Linked DNA regions of Homo sapiens: region 2 is linked to region 1. Evidence: chromatin loops called from intact Hi-C (ENCODE). Cell type or tissue: gastrocnemius medialis. All regions are shown on one strand. Links, peaks and the distances in the headings refer to the core of each region. The heading gives the core; the rest is flanking DNA.

Evidence for each region. Hi-C counts contacts between places; a loop is a spot of excess contacts. Peaks named below come from ENCODE experiments on the same cell type or tissue, not always from the same donor. Only the 100,000 strongest peaks of a DNase experiment are listed, where the experiment ranks them.
Region 2: a loop joins it to region 1, with 2.6 times the contacts of the local background. A loop is called at or near these places in 1 of 110 quality-filtered maps.

The regions. Positions count from the first base shown.
Region 1 is chr17:51,083,222-51,093,297 of GRCh38, reverse strand. All of the region lies in intron 1 of SPAG9 (sperm associated antigen 9), which reads left to right. Among named protein-coding and RNA genes, the nearest start is that of SPAG9, 33 kb to the left of the region's middle. In gastrocnemius medialis, for the core only: no CTCF peak of the experiment used is centred there; a DNase peak (open chromatin) is centred at 4,233; H3K27ac peaks cover 2,234 bases.
Region 2 is chr17:51,013,220-51,023,295 of GRCh38, reverse strand. It overlaps SPAG9 (sperm associated antigen 9), which reads left to right. Exons shown (of 30, transcript NM_001130528.3): 7 at 1,931-2,138; 8 at 3,038-3,137; 9 at 8,943-9,064. Among named protein-coding and RNA genes, the nearest start is that of SPAG9, 100 kb to the left of the region's middle. In gastrocnemius medialis, for the core only: no CTCF peak of the experiment used is centred there; no DNase peak of the experiment used is centred there; H3K27ac peaks cover 231 bases.

The sequences.
Region 1 (10,076 bases), core at 1-8,000:
CTTTTTAATGGCAGGACAAACTTTTTTCATATTAAACACCACTGATACTTTTATTCCAATAATTTATTTTCATTTTTTTGTTTTTTTTAAAAAGAGGGTTTTGCTATTTTGCCTAGGCTTGTCTCGAACTCCTGAGCTCAAGCAATCTGTCCACCTCAGCCTCCCAAAGTGCTGGGATTACAAGCATGAGCCACTATGCCTGGCCAACTTTTTTTTTTTTTTTTTTTTACAGAAATATCTAAACATTGATGATTACCGAGAATAGTAGAATATATTTGAACTCCCATATACCCATCATTCAACTTCAGCAGTTACCAACAAAATGCCAATATTTTTTCTTTAGAAAAAAAAATTTTTTAAGAGACATTTGCTTGCTCTGTAGCCCAGGCAGGCGTGCAGTGGTGTGATCATAGCTCACTGCAGCTTAGAACTCCTGGGCTAAAGCAATCCTCCCAGTTTAGCTTCCTGAGTAGCTAGAACTACAGGTGTCTGCCACCACGTCCAGCTAAATTTTTCTTTTTCTTTTTTTCTTTTTTTTTTTTTTTTGTAGAGACAAGGGTCTCTCTATGTTCCCCAGGCTGTTCTCAAACTCTCGGCCTCAAGTGATCTTCCCACCTTTGCCTCCCAAAGCACTGAGATTACAGGCGTGAGCCACTGTGCCTGGCCAAACCAATTTTTCACCATAATATTAAGGCAGACCAAAGACTATATCATTGTATCTTTAGGAGATAGGGCTGTTTAACAAATATAACCACAACACCATTAACACATCTAAAACTTATAAACAATTACTCTTTAATAATATTTAATACTTAATAAGTGTTCATATTTCCCTAATTGTCTCTTAAATGTAGTTTTGTAGTTGGTTGTTTTCAATCAGTATCTAAACAAGAGAGTCTATACATTTATACTTGGTTCAATATGTCTCAAGTTCCTCTTTATATAATGGTTCTTTTTTTCTTTTTTTCCCCACTTGACATTTATTGTAGAAGAAACCAAATCATTTGTGTTAAAAAATTTTCCACATTTTGGACTTGGAAGGGATTATATCCCTTGAGTGTTATTTAATATGGTCTTCAATCCTGTCTTATTTCTTAAAAGAAATTACATTTAAAAACAATTACATTTAACTAATTAATATAATATCTTGATGGACACTTAATAAGCCAGCCCTTTATTTGATACTATTTTTTAGACAAGTACTATAGTCAAAGTATTTAAATGGCTATTCTTTTTCTTTTCTTTCTTTTTTCTTCTGCATCTTTACTCCAACAAGCAACAACCTTTAGGGAATTTTTTTTTTTTTTTTTTTTAACTTTGGGAGCTTGTCTTTTCAAAGTATTCATTTGTTTTTCCCCAGAACAGTGGGGCGAAACAGTCCCTATAAGCCATCTGGACTTAAAAGCATTTTGCTTCATCACAAAGCTTACTCTTTTTAGATCCTGACATAAGTCTGTATTGTCCACTGATTTTTTTTTTTTTAACGGTGTCTAGTTGCTCCCAGGAGAGTTGTCTGAAGTCACTTTAATGTTGTTGCTGGCCTATTAGTTATTGAAAGGGAAGAGGGGTATTTAGTGAAGATGTGTTATTATACCTGCTGAAAAAGCTCATTCACAGGCCCTTAATCCCCCTAGTCCTTAAAAAAAAGTGGGTATGTGTGTGAGAAAAACAGAAAAGGGGAGGAGTATGTGCGTTTCATACCAACATACCTGAGTGATCTGACAAATGCTTGTGCTGAGGGGACTCTCTGGAATTTCCAGGGCTAATGTGGTTTTATAATATGCAAACAACAACAACAACAACAAAAAAACAGAAAAACAAACAAAAAAAACTGCTGCGCTTCTCCTGCCACGATTTTGCTGTTGGCCTAACCCTATCGTGGTTATTCTAAGGTTTGCCAAGCGTAGTAGAGGGTGACCAACTTATAAAGTCATGCCACTGGCAAGCAATTAAGTCACATTAAATCATTAATGACTATCCTAGACTTTTTATGAGCATTCATTTCCTTTTTTTTTTTTTTTTTTGTATACAGGGTCTTGATCCGTCGCTCAGGCTGGAGTGCAGTGGCTCACTCTCAGCTCACTGCAACCTCTGCCTCCTGGGCTTGGTGATCCCCTCCCACCTCAGCCTTTGAGTAGCTGGGACTACAGATGCACACCACTACACCAGGCTAATTTTCATATTTTTCGTGGAGACAGGGTTTCGTGGAGACAGAGTCATATTGCCCAGGCTGGTGTCGAACTCCTGAGCTTGAGTGATGAGCCCTCCTTGGCCTCCCAAAGTGCTGGGATTATACAAGCATGAGCCACCGTGCCTGGCCTGTGCTTTTTCTTGTTCACATATGTAATTTCAGTGTGGTTACATTATATGCAGACTTGAACTATGTGATTTTTAAAAGTTTCATTTCATATTCAGAGTTTGAAATGTTACCTTCTCATTTCAGAAAGTCTTCAGAAATCATGTTATATGAAAGCCTGACTGAGCTGTAAACCAATGTTGTGCTGTTATCCTATGTTGGTATTACCTAGGCAGTAACAGAAATATCAGCCATCTCTTATCAGCCTTAACCTCAATTAGGTGACTGTTGAATTATGCAAGATCTTTTGTAAATCGATCTTTTTTATAAAATGTAATTACCCATGATTAAGACCTTTCATCTTCTGTTAAATTTCAATCAATAGAACATAGGGCTCTCTTGTAACTTACTACATTTCCCAGTACCTTGGAATATTTAAAACAATAGGGGCTCAAGTTGTGTTTTGAAAAGATGGATGAATGTAATCTTTTTTTTTGAGATGGAGTCTTGCTCTGTTGCCCAGGCTGGACTCGGCTCACTGCAACCTCTGCCTCCCAGGTTCAAGCAATTCTCCTGTCTCAGCCTCCCCAGTACCTGGGATTACAGGCATCTGCCACCACACCTGGCTAATTTTTGTATTTTTAGTAGAGATGGGGTTTTGCCATGTTGGCCAGGCTGGTCTTGAATTCCTGACCTCATGATCTGCTTGCCTCGGCCTCCCAAAAATGCTGGGATTACAGGCTTGAGCCACCGCACCTGGCCAAGTGGAATCTTACTTGTCTTTTTTACTCGCTTTGTGAATCAGAGAGATTCTCAACTTATTCTTTAGTTTATAGTTTACCTTTACATCGACTCAAAATTTAATGGTGAATTGTAGTTACCTGGGCATGCCATGATCTTTAGACGTTTGCATGTGCTGTGACCTCTGCCTGGAATGTCTTTATCTCAGTAAAGGTTTTAGGCAAACCATTCCTTTTAGAGTAAGCTAAAATGACTTCTCTCTTTTTTAAAAAAATAGTATATATGGCCGGGCACGGTGGCTCACGCCTGTAATCCAGCACTTTGGGAGGCTAAGGCAGGTGGATCACCTGAGGTCAGGAGTTCGAGACCAGCCTGGCCAACATGGTGAAACCTTGTCTCTACTAAAAATACAAAAAATTAGCTGGGCATGGTGGTGGGTGCCTGTAATCCCAGCCACTCGTGAGGCTGAGGCAGGGAGAATTGCTTGAATCTGGTAGGCAGAGGTTGCAGGGAGCCAAGATCATGCCACTGCACTCCAGCCTGGGTCACAGAGCGAGACTCCATATCAAAAAAAAGAAAGTGTGTGTGTGTATGTGTATATATATATATATATATATATATATATATATATATATATATAAAATAAAGTGTATATATATACATATAATAAGTAGATATACACATATATATTATAATTATATATATATAATTTTATTTCAATATTTTTTGGGGAACAGGTAGTTTTTGGTTACATGGATAAGTTCTTTAGTGGTGATTTCCGAGATTTCGGTGCACCTGTCGACTTCTTTTTTGTTTGTTTGTTTTTTTGTTTTTTTGAGACAGAGTTTCACTCTTGTTGCCCAGGCTGGAGTGCAATGGCACAGTCTCACCTCAGTGCAACCTCTACCTCTTGGGTTCAAGTGATTCTCCTGCCTCAGCCTTCCAAGTAGCTGGGATTACAGGTGCCCACCACCAGGCTCAGCTAATTTTTGTATTTTTAGTAGAGACAGGGCTTTACCATGTTGGCTAGGCTGGTCTCGAACTCCTGACCTCAGGTGGTCCACCTGCCTCGGCCTCCCAAAGTGCTAGGATTACAGGCATGAGCCACCGTGCCTGGCCCAACTTCTGTTTTTTTTTTGTGTGTGTGTGTTTTGTTTTGTTTTGTTTTTGAGACAGAATCTCCCTCTGTTGCTCAAGCTGGAGTGCAGTGGCGCAATCTCGCTCACCGCAACCCCTGCCTACCAGGTTCAAGTGATTCTCCTGCCTCAGCCTTCCGAGTAGCTGGGACTACAGGCGGGTGCCACCTCGCCTGGCTAATTTTAGTATTTTTAGTAGATGCGGGGTTGCACCATGTTGGCCAGAGTGGTCTCCATCTCTTGACCACATGACCCACCTGCCTCGGCCTCCCAAAGTGCTGGGATTACAGGCGTGAGCAACTGTGCCCACCTCCCATTTTTTTTTTTGAGACGGAGTCTCACTGTGTTGCCCAGGCTGGAGTGCAGTGGCACGATCTCGGCTCACTGCAAGCTCTGCCGACCAAGTTCATGCCATTCTCCTACCTCAGCCTCCTGAGTAGCTGGGACTACAGGCGCCCGCCACCAAGTCCGCCTAATTTTTTTTGTATTTTTAGTAGAGACGAGGTTTCACCGTGTTAGCCAGGTTGGTCTCGATCTCCTGATCTCGTGATCTGCCCACCTTGGCCTCCCAAAGTACTGAGATTACAGGTGTGAGCCACTGTGTCCAGCCTTGACTTCCCTTTTTTAAAGCAGATTTAGTCACTTCTTCCTCTCTGCTTTCATTATAGCACTTAGCGTGTTACACTGTAAATGTTTATGATACGTCTTTGATGGCTCTCATACAGTGAGTACTCCTATTGGATGGGTGGGCAAAGAGTTTTAGTTTTATATTTAACATGTTATTTTATCTAAGAATAAGTCCTATGAATGACATTACCTAGTTTGTAGTAAATATCATCATGCTGCCTAACTGCCTAGCATTTGGAGAATAGGCATTGTGAATAGGTGTGTGGCTTAACTATTACAACAGCTTTTTCCTAGTCTCTTAACTATGACAAGTTTTTCTTTGACTACAGAGTGACGGACTGGGATGTTTCCTATTTTTGTTATCTCAGTTAGTGTGTTAAGTGGAAATTATAGAAGTAGAAGGCAGACATGTTTCTTTGAAGTAAATCAAGAAGACTTTAAAAAGAGGGTCAGGGCCAGGCATGGTCGCTCATGCCTATAATCCCAGCACTTTGGGAGGCTGAGGCAGGAGGATCGCTTGAGCTCAGGAATTCGAGACCAGGCTGGGCAACATGGTGAGACCTTGTCTCTACTAAAAATAAGAAATAAAAAAAATTTAGCTGGGTATAGTGGCACATGCCTGTAGTCCCAGCTACTCAGAAGGCTGAGGTGGGAGGATCGCTTGAGCCCAGGAAGTCGAGGCTGCAGTGAGCCATGATTGTACCACTTCACTTCCAGCCTGGATGACAGAACAACACCTCATCTCTAAAAAATAAGTAAATGAAAATTAAAAATTAAATTAAACAATAAAGAAGGTCAGCCATGCTTGTACTATACAAACCTAGTAATGAGGTTCAGCAGAACTCATGTGCTACCAGCCCAACTAAGATCTCTGAATGTAGAAGGGAAGCAGAAAGCCCTGAGAACTTTCTTTTTAGTGTAACCCATGCCACTCATTGCCCAAGTATTTTGTTGATAGTATGAAAAGGTTAGGTATAGAGACAAAGAAACTATTCTCATTACTTCCCTTATGCTATACCTCCAGCCTTCATCCAGGAAAAAAGAGGACTCTTACTAGGACCACGAATCCAAACCTTTTTCTGCCAAGAGCTGTATTTTGGCATCTGTTTGAATTTCATGACACCGTCTCTGTTTCTATTCCTGTTTTCTCATTCATAAATTCTTATATCAATGTTTCCCACTTTCACATGATTGCTAATTGCTATATAGAGCTATGCCATTTCTGAAGTATTTTTGTAATTATGAGTGTTCTGCTTTCTGAGCTATTCTACCCTACAGCAACTTCTGTTTATGAGGTTACCTATATTGTCAGGGATATTTCTCAAAACAGTGGCCCAAAACTAGACTATTTGATGGATATTTTTCTTGGATAGCAATTTAGAAACTTCCAGTCACTTGTTACTTTTTCTTGATTCTTGATTATTCTTTGAAAGTTAGTATTACATTTATCCTACTCAGCTTTCAGTGCCCTGTGTAAGCTATTAGGGATGTCTTATCAGAACTGAGGAACTTTTATTTTTGTTGCATATTAGTGATTAGCATTTTATTTTTTATTTTATTATTTTATTTATTTTTTGAGACGGAGTCTCACTCTGTCACCCAGGCTGGAGTGCAGTGGCACCATCTCAGCTCACTACAACTTCTGCCGCCTGGGTTCAAGCAATTTTCCTACCTCAGCCTCCCAAGTAGCTGGGATTACACACACCTGCCACCACGCCCAGCTAACTTTTGTGTTTTTAGTAGAGACTGAGTTTCACCATCTTGGCTAGGCTGGTCTTGAACTCCTGACCACCCACCTTGGCCTCCCAAAGTGCTGGGATTATAGGCATGAGCCTGTAATTTTTGGAGACAGAGTCTTGCTCCATTGCCCAGGCAGGAGTGAAGTGGTGGGATGTCGGCTCATTACAGCCTCCACCTCCTGGGTTCAAGCGATTCTTGTGCCTCAGCCTCCCGAGTAGCTATGACTACAGGTGCATGCCACCATGCCTGGCTAATTTTTTTTTTTTTTATCGTGTTTTCAGTAGAGATGGGGTCTCACCATGTTGCTCAGGCTGGTCTCAGATTCCTAAGCTCTGGCAGTCTGCCCACCTCGGCCTCCCAAAGTGCTAGGATTACAGGAATGAGCCACTGCACATGGCTGTGATTAGCATTTTAAATGAGGATGGCAGCTGTACGTTTCCAAACCAAGACTTAATACACATTTAAAATTGGGATTTTCAGCCGGGTGTGGTGGCTCACACCTGTAATCCCAGCGCTTTGGGAGGCCGACGCAGGCAGATCACCTGAGGTCAGGAGTTTGAGACCAGCCCAGCCAACATACTGAAACCCTGTCTCTACCAAAAATACAAAAATTAGCTGAGTATGGTGATGCATGCCTGATTCAGCTATGGTGATTCAGCTACTCCAGAGGCTGAAGCACGAGAACTGCTTGAACCCAAGAGGTGGAGGTTGCAGTGAGCTGAGATTGCACCACTGCACTCCAGCCTGGGCGACAGAGTGAGACTCTCTGTCTCAAAAAAAAAAAAAAAAAAAAAAAAATGATTTCCAAGAGGATAAAAAATTATTTTTACAAAATCAACCTCAATAGTGTTTATAAATGGGGAAAAATCCTCCTTGATTTCTTTTAGAACTTGAAGATGCACTGATAAATGTATATAGCTTTGAGTTTCACCTATTTATCTTTCTGGGTATAAGATCTGTTTTCACAATATACTCAAAAGAGTTTATGATTCCAAGAAGTTTAAGATCTACTTAGAACAAGAAAGGAGAAAATGTGCACACGTTTGTGAAAGACAACATTCCATTTTGTAATCTCTAAGTTTATCTGTTTTAATTTGTTTGAAGGAAATGACTCAAAGTATGTATTTGCTTTGAAATATTTTTATTATTGCTCGTACTTTCCTGTGAAAGGAAACTAAAGAAACGAGATTTCTCTTTGGAGATAATAGCCTTGCCAATCCAAGACCTGTCACATCACTTAAAAAAAAATCTCTTTTCTCTCTGCCATATTTATTTAAAGTGATATAGATAAAAAGCCTCAGTAGTCATAATAAAACGTGAAAAATTCTGAAGCTTGAATCATTCCACAAAGGTAGGTCTTTTTGGAATTGTCGTATTCTGTGGTATCCATCTTCTGAAGCTGAACTTGGTCGCTAAGCAACAAAGCAGATGTGAAACTGTGTGTCCCTTATTAGGTGTCTCCTATTAGGCAGAAAGGAGTTGTAAATAAGCAAAATAGTGGTAAAAATTTTTGGTAGCAGTTTAGTAGCACAGCATCTTCATAATGCTATATGTTTTTTAAAATAGTATTTTATCCATAGCACAAAAGGTGCCTAAGATAAGAATTTCTGGGCTGGGTGCGGTGGCTTACGCCTGTAATCCCAGCTCGGCCTCCCAAAGTGCTGGGTTCACCTGAGGTCAGGAGTTGGAGACCAGCCTTGCCAACAAGGTGAAACCACATCTCTATTAAAAATACCAAAATTAGCCAGGCATGGTGGCTCATGCCTGTAATCCTAGCTACTCGGGAGGCTGAGACACGAGAATTGCTTGAACCTGGGAGGTGGAGGCTGCAGTGAGCCAAGATCATGCCACTGCACTCCAGCCTGGGCAACAGAGCCAGACTCCATCTCAAAAAAAATAAATAAATAAAAAGCAAAATAGTGGTAAAATTTTTTGTTAGCAGTTTGATAGCACAGCATCTTAAGTGTTACTTGGTAAACATAATGCTGTATGTTCTTTAAAACAGCATTTTATCCGTAACACAAGAGGTGCCTAATATAAGAATTTCTGGACTGGGTGCAGTGACTCACACCTGTAATCCCAGCACTTTGGGAGGCCAAGACAGGCAGATCGCTTGAGGTCAGGAGTTCGAGACCATCCTGGCCAACATGGTGAAACCCCGTCTCTACTAAAAATACAAAAAAATTAGCTGGGCGTGGTAGCCCATGCCTGTAGTCCCAGCTACGCAGAGGCTGAGGCAGGAGTATTGCTTGGAGGCAGGAGTATTGCTTGAAGCCAGGAGATGGAGGTTGCAGTTAGCTGAGATGGCACCACTGCACTCCAGCCTGGGTGACAGAGCAAGACTCCATCTCCAAAAAAAAAATTTTTTTTTTGGTTACTTTCCCAGATATAGTAGTTAAGTTAGCCAAGGGAGCATCATTTTCAAAGCAGGCCAAAAAATAATTACATTTTCCTATTAATTCTTAGTCTTTGCTTATATATCAAGGCAAAATGTTGAAATAACTTACTCAGACTTCATAGTTTCTGCTTTTCTATTTAACGTAACCTTACATCATCTGCTTGCATTCAGTTCTAGCCAATGAACACTTGGAAGGCAGGGCTAGTTGGATACTCATAGTCATGTTCCCTGTGCCTGGTACATAGTAAGTAGTCAGTAGATGTTTCTTGAATGAATGAATGATTTATTAGTTTGCCTCTTTTCCTATATTTACTGTAACCTTTACTTTTCCTATATATGGTCATCTTGAATATTCTGAAAAATAAACAGTGACTTGATTTCCCCAGAAGTCCCACAAATATGAAATGTTTTCATAGAAAAGTATAGCGAAGAGGTGCTAAACTTGGGGTTTGTGGAAGGAACTACAGTGTCTCTAAGCCCTCTGAGAAAAATAGGTGGCATTTGACATGGGCGGGGGCGTTTTTTCTGGGGAAATATGGTTCATAGATGGATCAAATTTCCAAATTGGTCTTTGGACCCCCTAATGATTAAGAACCAATGTTATAGGGTTTGTAGTTTTCAGGCTTCAAAGATCAGGAAAGTTAAACATGGTGGCTCACACATGTAGTTCCAGCTACTCTGGAGGCTGAGGCAGGAGGGTTGCTTGAGCCCAGGAGTCTGAGGCCAGCAGTTCAGCAGTTGTAGACCAGCCTGACAACATAGTGAGACCTACATCTTAAATAAATAAATAAATAAATAAATAAATAAATAAATAAAATAAAGAGGCTGTGTGTGGTGGCTCACGCTTGTAATTCCAGCACTTTGGGAGGCCGAGGTGGGTGGATCACTTGAGGTCAGGAGTTCGAGACTGGCCCGGCCAACATGGTGAAACCCCGTCTCTACCAAAAATATACAAAAATTAGCCGGGTGCGGTGGCAGGCACCTGTAATCCCAGCTGTGCGGGAAGCTGAGGCAGGAGAATCACTTGAACTCGGGAGCCAGAGGTTACAGTGAGCTGAGATGGTACCAGCGCACTCCAGCCTGGGGGACACAGCGAAACTCAGTCTCAAAAAAGAAAAAAAAAAAAAAGAAAAAAGAA
Region 2 (10,076 bases), core at 927-8,926, 71 kb after region 1:
ATAAAAATATATAATTATGTATTATAATTATACTAATAGTTACTATTATAATAGTTATAAATTATAAAAATATATAATTATGTATTTAGAATTATACAAATAGTTACTATTATAATAATAGTTAATATTTTAAATTCTTAGTATGTGTGAAACACATTGCTAAGCCATAATGTAGAATAACTTAATAAGAATCTTAAGAAGTAGATACTGTTATCTATATTTTACAGATGATAAAACAAAGGTTTAGAAAGAATACATTACTTACCCAAGGTCATACATTTAGTGAATGATAAATTCACTTAATTTACCCTAACCCTGATTTATTATTATTATTATTATTATTATTATTATTTTGAGATGGAGTTTCACTCTTGTTGCCCAGACTGGATGCGATCTCAGCTCACTGCAACCTCTGCCTCCCGGGTTCAAGTGTTTCTCCTGCCTCAGCCTCCCGAGTAGCTGGAATTGCAGGCATGCGCCACCATGCCCGGCTAATTTTTTGTATTTTTAGTAGAGACAGGGTTTCTCCATGTTTGTCAGGCTGGTCTTGAACTCCCGACCTCAGGTGATCCGCCTGCCTCGGCCTCCAAAAGTGTTGGGATTACAGGCGTGAGCCACTGCACCCGGCCTATTGTTATTATTATTATTATTATTATTATTATTAGTGGTGGTGGCTGTAAACTTTTTGTCAGTTTCTCTTTTCTTAAAACCTGGGTGCTCCAAAAGAACTGCTTCATTTTTGATAGCCACTGGACAATTGTTTATAATTATTTTGGAGCTGCAAACCCCTTTGAATATCTGATAAAAGCTATGATTCTTTTCCCAGAGAAATACATTGTACACAAATTTTTGCATACAATTTCAATTTGCATATACCTCTTGAAACCTATCTGTAGATCCTATAATAGTGATCAAATTTCAATGAGTATGTAACTCACCTGGATTGCTTGTTAAAATATAGATGACCTATTCTCACTGCCCAAAGTTTGGTGCATTAAGTCTGGAGTTGGACTTAGACTCTGTCTACTCCTCCCTACTCCCTACTCTTTTCTCTTTTTTCAAAGAGACAGGGTCTTGTTGGGCTCAAGGGATCCTCCCGCCTCAGCTGGGATTACAGGCATGTGCGTGGCTGGAATCTGCCCCCTCTCCCCGCTTTTTTTTTTTTTTTTTTTTGAGATGGAGTCTAGCTCCGTTGCTGAGGTGGGAGTGCAGTGGCGTGATCTCAGCTCACTGCAACCTCCGCCTCCCAGGTTCAAGCAATTCTCCTGCCTCAGCCTCCCAAGTAGCTGGGATCATAGGTGCCTGCCACCATGCCTGGCTACTTTTTGTATTTTTAGTAGAGACGGGGTTTCACCATGTTGGCCAGGCTGGTCTCGAACTCCTGACCTCGTGATCCGCCTGCCTCGGCCTCCCAAAGTGTTGGGATTACAGGTGTGAGCCACGGCGTTTTAACAAGCACTTCAAGCACTTCAAATGATTTAGATGCAGGATATTTTAATACCACACTTTACAAAGATACCCGAGGTTAAGAATTTGGTTATTCTACTTCTGTTTTAGATCAGCTATTACAGAGTATGTGTTCTAAATGTTCTAAAGTAGGTCTTTATTACCAAGTGACTGTACAATATTGCAATTGCCATTAAGAATGATATTGACATTAATGTATAGTTTTATTGCTAATAATTCTTTTATTTTCAAATTTTCTGTTTAGAAAAATATCATTTGAAAAAATACAGTTTACTTAAATATTTCCCGATTATTTGCAGAGGGTCTAAAGAGAGTACTTACCGGTAATCAGTGGCTCTTTATTGCCTTTATTTTGGAAAAAAAAATAGAACTTTCTTTGGTAGATTTATTTCTCAACCCATTTAATGTGGTTTAGAGTAAATTCGTCATTTAAAATTTTATTTTAAATTATTTTTATTTGTAGGATGAGCTTTCTGATGTTAGCCAAGGCGGATCTAAAGCTACCACTCCAGCATCAACAGCTAATTCAGATGTGGCAACAATTCCTACTGATACTCCCTTAAAGGAAGAAAACGAAGGATTTGTGAAGGTTACAGATGCGCCAAATAAATCAGAGATAAGCAAACACATTGAAGTACAGGTAGCCCAGGAAACTAGAAATGTATCTACTGGTGAGTGACCCTAGTTCTTTACTTACTAGGAAAGTATTCAGTAAACCTGGATAATGTGGGTATGAGAAAATATGTCTTTGTGGGTGTTGCCTGCTTTGTATTTATAAAATAGGCAGATATAGTTGGCCCTCTATATCTGTGGTTCTGCATCTGTAGATTGAAAATATTTGAAAAAAAAATGATAGCTGTGCCTGCACTAAACATGTACATACTTTTTTCTTATTATCCCCTAAACAGTACAGTATGACAATTATTTACATAGCATTTACATTGTATTAGGTATTATAAGTAATCTAGAGATGATTTAAAGTATATGGGAGGATATTGATAAGTTGTATGCAAATACAATGCCATTTTATATAAGGGACCTGAGCATCCATGGATTTTGGTATTGTGGTGGGTTCTGGAACCAATCCCCCATGGATACTGAGATAAGACTGCACTTAATTGTATTCAATTGTAAATAAGCTTAAAAGAGGTAATGTTTAAATAGTCTTGGAGAGAAACTATTGGGGCCAGGAGTTGGGGGCCAGGAGGTCACAGAACCCAAAAGACGGGAGGACAGTTCTTTTCTGTCCCCTATCTTAGTTTAGTCTTTGTCTTTAGTTCCTTTAAATTCCATCTTTTAAATAAGAATGAAAGCAGGGCCTTGGATACATTGTACTGTGTGTTCCACGAAACACAAGGGAAAACTTTCTTTGGTTGCTTATTAGTTTTTGATACAATCTGTTAACTGAATATGTGATATATTGTATAATGCTGTATTTCCTAAAATCCAGTCTTGCACATTTTAAAAAAATGTTCAAATGATACCTTTACACCCATAAAAACAACAGGATTTTTATATTGGGGTACTGTGTAATATATGTATTGTTTATTTCATCATGTCCTTTTTTAAGGCTCTGCTGAAAATGAAGAAAAGTCAGAAGTTCAAGCAATCATCGAATCTACTCCTGAGCTGGATATGGACAAAGATCTCAGTGGATATAAAGGTTCAAGGTAACATAAATGTTAGATGAAGACATATTCTGCGCCCCCCACCCCCAACTCCCATAAACACTGTTCTCCAGTCTCTGGACAAAATGGATTCAGATGTTTTGTTGAAGAAATGTTAGTATTATATTCTAATTCCTATTCTTGAAACTGGACACTGTACATGGTTTAAATTTTTTGTTAAATGTTATCTTTGCAGGATCACAAATTAGGTGTATGAGCAGGAAGGATGGTGTCTTAGTCTATTTTGTACTGCTATAGCAAAATACCAGAGTGGGTAATTTATATATTTATTTATTTGTTTATTTTTTTGAGACAGAGTTTCGCTCTTGTTGCCCAGGCTGGAGTGCAATGGTGCGATCTCGGCTCACCGCAACCTCCGCCTCCCAGGTTCAAGCAATTCTCCTCCCTCAGCCTCCCTAGTTGCTGGGATTACAGACATGTGCCACCACGCCTGGCTTATTTTGTATTTTTAGTAGAGACGGGGTTTCTCCATGTTGGTCAGGCTGGTCTCGAACTCCCAACCTCAGGTGATCCACCCGCCTCGGCCTCCCAAAGTCCTGGGATTACAGTCGTGAGCCACTGCGCCCAGCCTTGTTTATTTTTTTGAGATGGAGTCTCGCTCTGTAGCCCAGGCTGGAGTGCAGTGGTGCAATCTCAGCTCACTGCAACCTCTGCCTCCCAGGGTCAGGTGATTCTCCTGCCTCAGCTTCCCGAGTAGCTGGGATTACAGGCACCCACCACCATGCCTAGCTAATTTTTTTTTGTATTTTTAGTAGAGACGGGGTTTTGCCATGTTGGCCAGGCTGGTGTCAAACTCCTGAGGTGATCAGCCTGCCTCGGCCTCCCAAAGTGCTGAGATTACAGGCATGAGCCACTGCACCTGGCCAATTTATAAAGAACAGAAATTAATTTTCTCACAGTTCTGGAGGCTAGGAAGGCCAAGATCAAGGTGCTGGCAGGGTCAGGTGTCTGGTGAGGGCTGCTCTTTGCTTTCAAGTTGGTGCCTTGTTGCTGCATCCTCTGGAGGGGAGGAACTCTGTGTCTTCACATAGAAGAAGGACAAGTGAGCCCTGAACACTGGATAAAGCCTCATTATTCTATAAGGACCCCAATCCTGTTTATAAGGGAGAAGCCCTTATGGCCTAATCACCTCTTGAAGGCCCCATCTTAATACTATCACATTGGCAACAGCTGAATTTTATAGGGGACACATTCAAACTATAGCAGATAGGGGAAAAAAGACAGCCAAGACATATCCCATACTTTCTGTAACTTGAAAAAACCAAGAAGCGGGAGTGAAGGAAGTAACAGAGTGGACATGGCAGGGCTGGCAGCGGTGCTACTTTGAGGGCATGAAACACACCGTTGGCTATGGAGCATGCTTATTTTAGGGCCAGCAGCCGGGTACTCCAGCCTGCCGGACACTTCAGTCCAGCCCCCTCCTGACTGGGGCTTGTTACTCACAAGATTGCATTGTCCCGGACACTAACTTGGGTCCAGGGCCCCTCCCCCTAGCACTTACCTGGAGTTTGTGCATGTTTCCTGCTGCTGGGTGGGTTCAGAAGGTGATTTCTTTTTTATGTGTACATATGCTAAATAAATGTGATTTAAAAAACAAAACAAAAAAGTTTGAACAAACTTTTGTACCTTCCACCAGATCAGGAAGAGAGAATGTACTTCCATCTTGAGAAGTGTAATCTCATTATTGGAAGAAATTAGTCTCATTTTGGTATCATTTTACATGGGAAGGCTGTTTAGTGGTAGGAAGAAAATAGTTAGATCTCATCTTTTTTTTTTTGAGATGCAGTCTTGCTCTGTCGCCTAGGCTGGATGCAGTGGTGCTATCTCAGCTCACTGCAACCTTCACCCCACTCCCACCCCCACCCCCTCCCCCGGGTTCAAGCGATTCTCTCACCTCAGCCTCCCAAGTAGCTGGGACTGCAGGCACACACTGGGCTACTTTTTGTATTTTTAGTAGAGATGGGGTTTTACCATGTTGGCCAGACTGGTCTTGAACTTTGAACTCCTGAGCACCAGTGATCCGCCTGCCTCAGCCTCCCAAAGTGCTGGGAGATTAGATATCATCTTAATCAGGATTATCCAAAATACATTGATGCTCAAGAATGTCAGACAGGAGCTACTGCCTTTCTTTTCATTTCTTCCATAAAGTTGATCCTTTAATTAATTAATGACTATAAAAATACAAGCCATTTATTGATCTCTGTTAAGCATTGTGCAGTCAGTACTCTGTAGCGGTTAAAAGCATAGACCCTAGAGTAAGACTGCATGGGTTCAAATCCTGTCTTGGATTTGAATCTTAGGTATGTTTTCTCATTTATAAAACAGCTTTGTGTTAATACCTCAGATGGTTGTGAGGATTAAATGAATCAATATATGATAAATCATTGCAAAATGCCCCATTCAATAAATGTTAAGTAATATTGTTTTCATCATGATTTTATATAATTTGATCCTAATTACAACCTTATGAGGTAGATCTTTTTATCCTTATTTTATAAATAAAGAGACTTAGAACTTGTTCAAAGTAGCTTGTCCCAGATTACCAAGCTAGCAAGAGGTGGACTTGGGATTCAAATCCAGAACCCTCTGTCTCTCTCTCTCTCTCTCTCTCTCTCTCTCTCAGACAGGTTCTCATTCTGTCGCCACTCTTCTTCCTGGATCCTACATCACCCTGCTTCTTGATTTATGCCTTTGTTTTGACAGAGCATATCCTTACTAGCTTTCTGGGTAAAGGGTGCACAACTCTATCACTTCTTAGCTCTCTCTTATGCTGTTTGTCTTCAGGTATCTAAAATAACATGTTCGTCCTGCCCCTCCTTCATCCCTCCCTTTTTCAGCTGAGATTCTGTGAGAAAATGTAGTCCTAATGCCCTAAGGCATCTCTTGTATATAATGAATTAGCTATGCTCCTGTGCGTCTAGAATAGGATTCTAGGTATGTACTTACCTTGGGAGAATGGAAAAAATACTCACTTAAATCCTTTTCTGTATTTTGTAGATCAAATACGGAACCCTGGTTGAAAAAGGCTGTGATGCTAGCTGTTGGCTTTCTGTAGTAGATGAGGATATAATGCCTAAACCACCATCCTTTCATCCTCCTAATATTATATATTTCAAATTCTGTTAGTTAAATTCATTATTTATATCAGTATGACTATATAAAATTAATCTGTAATTCTACTTAGCCACAGAATACAGTATAATTACATTTCATTTATTTTTTTATTTTTTTCCCTCCTCCGAGACGGAGTCTCGCTTTGTCGCCCAGGCTGGAGTGCAGTGGTGTGATCTCGGCTCACTGCAACCTCTGCCTCTCAGGTTCAAGCAATTCTCCTGCCTCAGCATCCTAATTGGGATTACAGGCGTGAGCCACCATGCCTGGCTAATTTTTGTATTTTTAGTAGAGACGGGGTTTCACCATGTTGGTCAGGCTGGTCTCAAACTCCCGACCTCATGATCCACCCGCCTTGGCCTCCCAGTGCTGGGATTACAGGCGTGAGCCACTGCTACGGCCCATTTCATTTCTTTTACAACTTTTTGTTCTTCTGAAATTAATAAAGCCTTGGGTTATTTTGTTTCTTTTCCTTATGTTTCTGTGGACCTGTTACTAAATCACTGGCAGACACTATGCAATTCATAAATGTAAAAGTCCCCAATATGACCAAACACAAAACCTGCCTGTTTCCTAGGGCTTACTCTCCTGCAGCCTCCTATTCCCATTCTCCAATTGAGACTGCTGTCATATTTGTTCTGGTTCTGGAATATGCCCTCACTATCATCCCTGGAATTCTTTTCACCTTTCTCCTCTGTTGTATCTTTTGTTTCCTGGATGCCACATCATCCTGCTTCTTGATTTATGCCTTTGTTTTGACGGAACATATCCTTACTAGGTTTCCTGGCAAAGGGTGCATGACAAGTAAATTTTTTTTTTTTGAGCACTATGAACTTGAATGTTACAAATTTCCTAAGAAGACATACTTGATAGTTTGGCTAGATAAAGAACTATATGGGTTGGGAGATTTTTTTTCCATCAGAATTGCAAAGACATTACTTCATTTTCATGCTGAGTTCAGGGTGTTGTTATTTGAGTTCTTGCTCATTTTTATATACTTTCTGAAATCTTTTAAGATTGTCACTTTCTTGATTTTTTAAAAATTAATGATACTGTGCTTGGTGTAGGTGTCTTTTTTGTATCTTCTTATATGAAGTAAGTCTTTTCATCTGAACATTCCTATCTTCCAGTCCTGGGAAATTTTATCTCTTTCTTCTTATTGTTGTTTCTTCTGCTCTCGTTCTGGAACACCTCTTAGGTATGCATTGAACATCCTGGAGTGACTGTCATAATTTATTTTCTCCCCTCTTTCCTATCTCTTTTATTTTATACTAATTGCTGGCAGATTTTTTTTTAAACCCTCATTCTTTTTTTTTTTCCAAATTCTTTTTATTGGTTGGTACTTTTTATACCATCTTGCTATTTTACGAATGCAACATTTATTCTGAAGAAAATTAAGTGCTTTGTTTTTTTGTTGTTGCTGCTGCCTGCATTGTCTTTTTTTGCTCTTAGTGTCTCTGTCACATCCTCTTTGTTTTGGGCCCTTTCTTTTATAATAGAGGCCTTCTTTAGACATCTGGTACTCTGTGGCTGTTTTATTCATACTTAAGTAAATAATGCTGATTCTCCACTTTCCTGCCTATAACATTTAAACTTGGCTTCCATTATTAGGGAGCTGTGCCAAGAGAAGGGAGGTCTCACTGTTCTGGAGGATTGTGTCTAGGTCCTGTACCGCCTTTTGTACAGTTTTTTTAATCCTGTCCTTCTGTTTCATGTTCCTCCCTGCATGCCCTCCCTGTGGTTGCTGGTACCTTCAAGTCCTAGGCCTTTCAGGGGTTCTGGCAGCATATTGACCTCCTCCCTAAACCCCAGTGGCTTAGGTTTCAGCTTTCTCTGGTCTATTGAATCACTTTCTACTGTTTGCCCATCTGTTTTCCATCTTACAGAATTTTGTTCACATTTCATCTGCTATAGTTTCTTTTTCTATTCTCTTTGTCCTTTTGGGTGTATACCTTTTTAATTTCTTAACTTTCATTTTAGTTGAGCTTCTGAGTTATTAGGTGATAAATGACTATGTTCTCTCCACCATATTTAGCTGGAAATGGTCTACAGAGTTTTTTCTATTAATAATAGTATTCAGGCACAAACATATACACTTCCCCATTCCCCTATACACCCCTGCAAAATAGGGCATATAGTATATACACTGTTTTGCAACTTGATTAAAAAAAAAAACCTTTGTATCATGGGTTTCTTTAGTTTATAAAGCTCTATTTATGTTTTTAACCTTAAAGGTAAAAATTTTAATTTTGTATGTGTATAACTTACCTCATCTGTCCCCTGTTAACAGTCATTTAGGTCATTTCAGTTTTTGCCACTGTGAGAAATGCTACTCTAACCAGCTTTTACATACATAATTGCCTTCTTGTGACATAGGTAATCTATGGGAAGCACTGAGACCAGCACCTGGTATAGAGCAGAGGAGCTGCCATTATTGCTTGTGTTTGCTGGGATCACACAACAAAAACATTCTATAATTTCTTCACCAGCTATTTCCATGGAGCTTAGTGAGAATTTCTTAGGAAGCCTTTGAGAAATCTTTTTAAGTTATATTTTCTAGTAAACGTAAATTATAGGTAAGAAAGTCCTATGTAGCTTAGCCTATTGTATTCATTTTACAGCGTCAAAAAAGTCTTTGTCATTTGTTGATTTGGTTTTGTTGTTCTTGTTGCATAGCACTCCCACCAAAGGCATAGAGAACAAAGCTTTTGATCGCAATACAGAATCTCTCTTTGAAGAACTGTCTTCAGCTGGCTCAGGCCTAATAGGAGATGTGGATGAAGGAGCAGATTTACTAGGTATGATAGCTCATCTGAAGAAATATCATACTGTTTTTAAAATTGATTTTTTAAATGATTTAATTGAAAAGTCCTTTAAAATGTCCCCAACTGCTCAGTGATACAGGGTTATTGCCCTTTTAGGTAATTATTGGGAACATATTCTTTGTGATCATGAAAGTTTTAAATGAAAGCACCTTTGCATATGGGTATGCTTAAAACTGAATTGCATTTAAATTCATGTTTTGAATTCATACAACACAATTTATTGAACTCCTGCTATATTTCAAAACAGATAACTACACATAAGAACATGGTGATGTGTGTGTGTGTATGTGTGTGTGTGTGTGTATGTGTATGTGTGTGTGTATGGATTGATGCCTAGTTATCCCCTGGCTTACATAAATTTCATTATATTCTGTTGACTTTAATTAAATAAGAAATTATAACACTTGATTTTTCTAAGTTTTCTCAGAGTATATTATGTTTTAGCCCTATGGTAAATATAATCATTTTAAAGTTTGTGTTCTAGAAGAATACATGGTCTGAAAAGAATATTGCATTTGGCTCTTAGACTATTTGCCTGCTGACCTTTGCCAAGTGTCTTAACCTTTTTGGACCTTAATTTCTTTGTGTGTAAAATGAAGGAGCTGGACCCTAGTTCAGGAATCTGGCAAACTGCCGCTTATGGGCCAAATCCAGCTGACCCCTTGTGTGCGTGTGTAAATAAAGTTTTATTGGAACACAGACACCACCATTTACTTATTGTCTGTGGTTGCCTTTGCCTACCAACAGCAGAGTTGAGTAGGCAACTGAAATCTGAAGCCTAAAATATTTACTGTCTGGCCCTTTATAGAAAGAGTTTGCCAACCCCTGCCCTAGATGATCTCTGAAGTTCCTTTCAGTGCAAGGTTCTGGCTCCTATGAATTAGTTTTGGTATACCTTCCTTATAACTTAGGACCCTATAGAAATTAAAAACTATATGGAATTAAAAATATATACCTTTGGAGATACTAAGCTAAAAAAATTTGT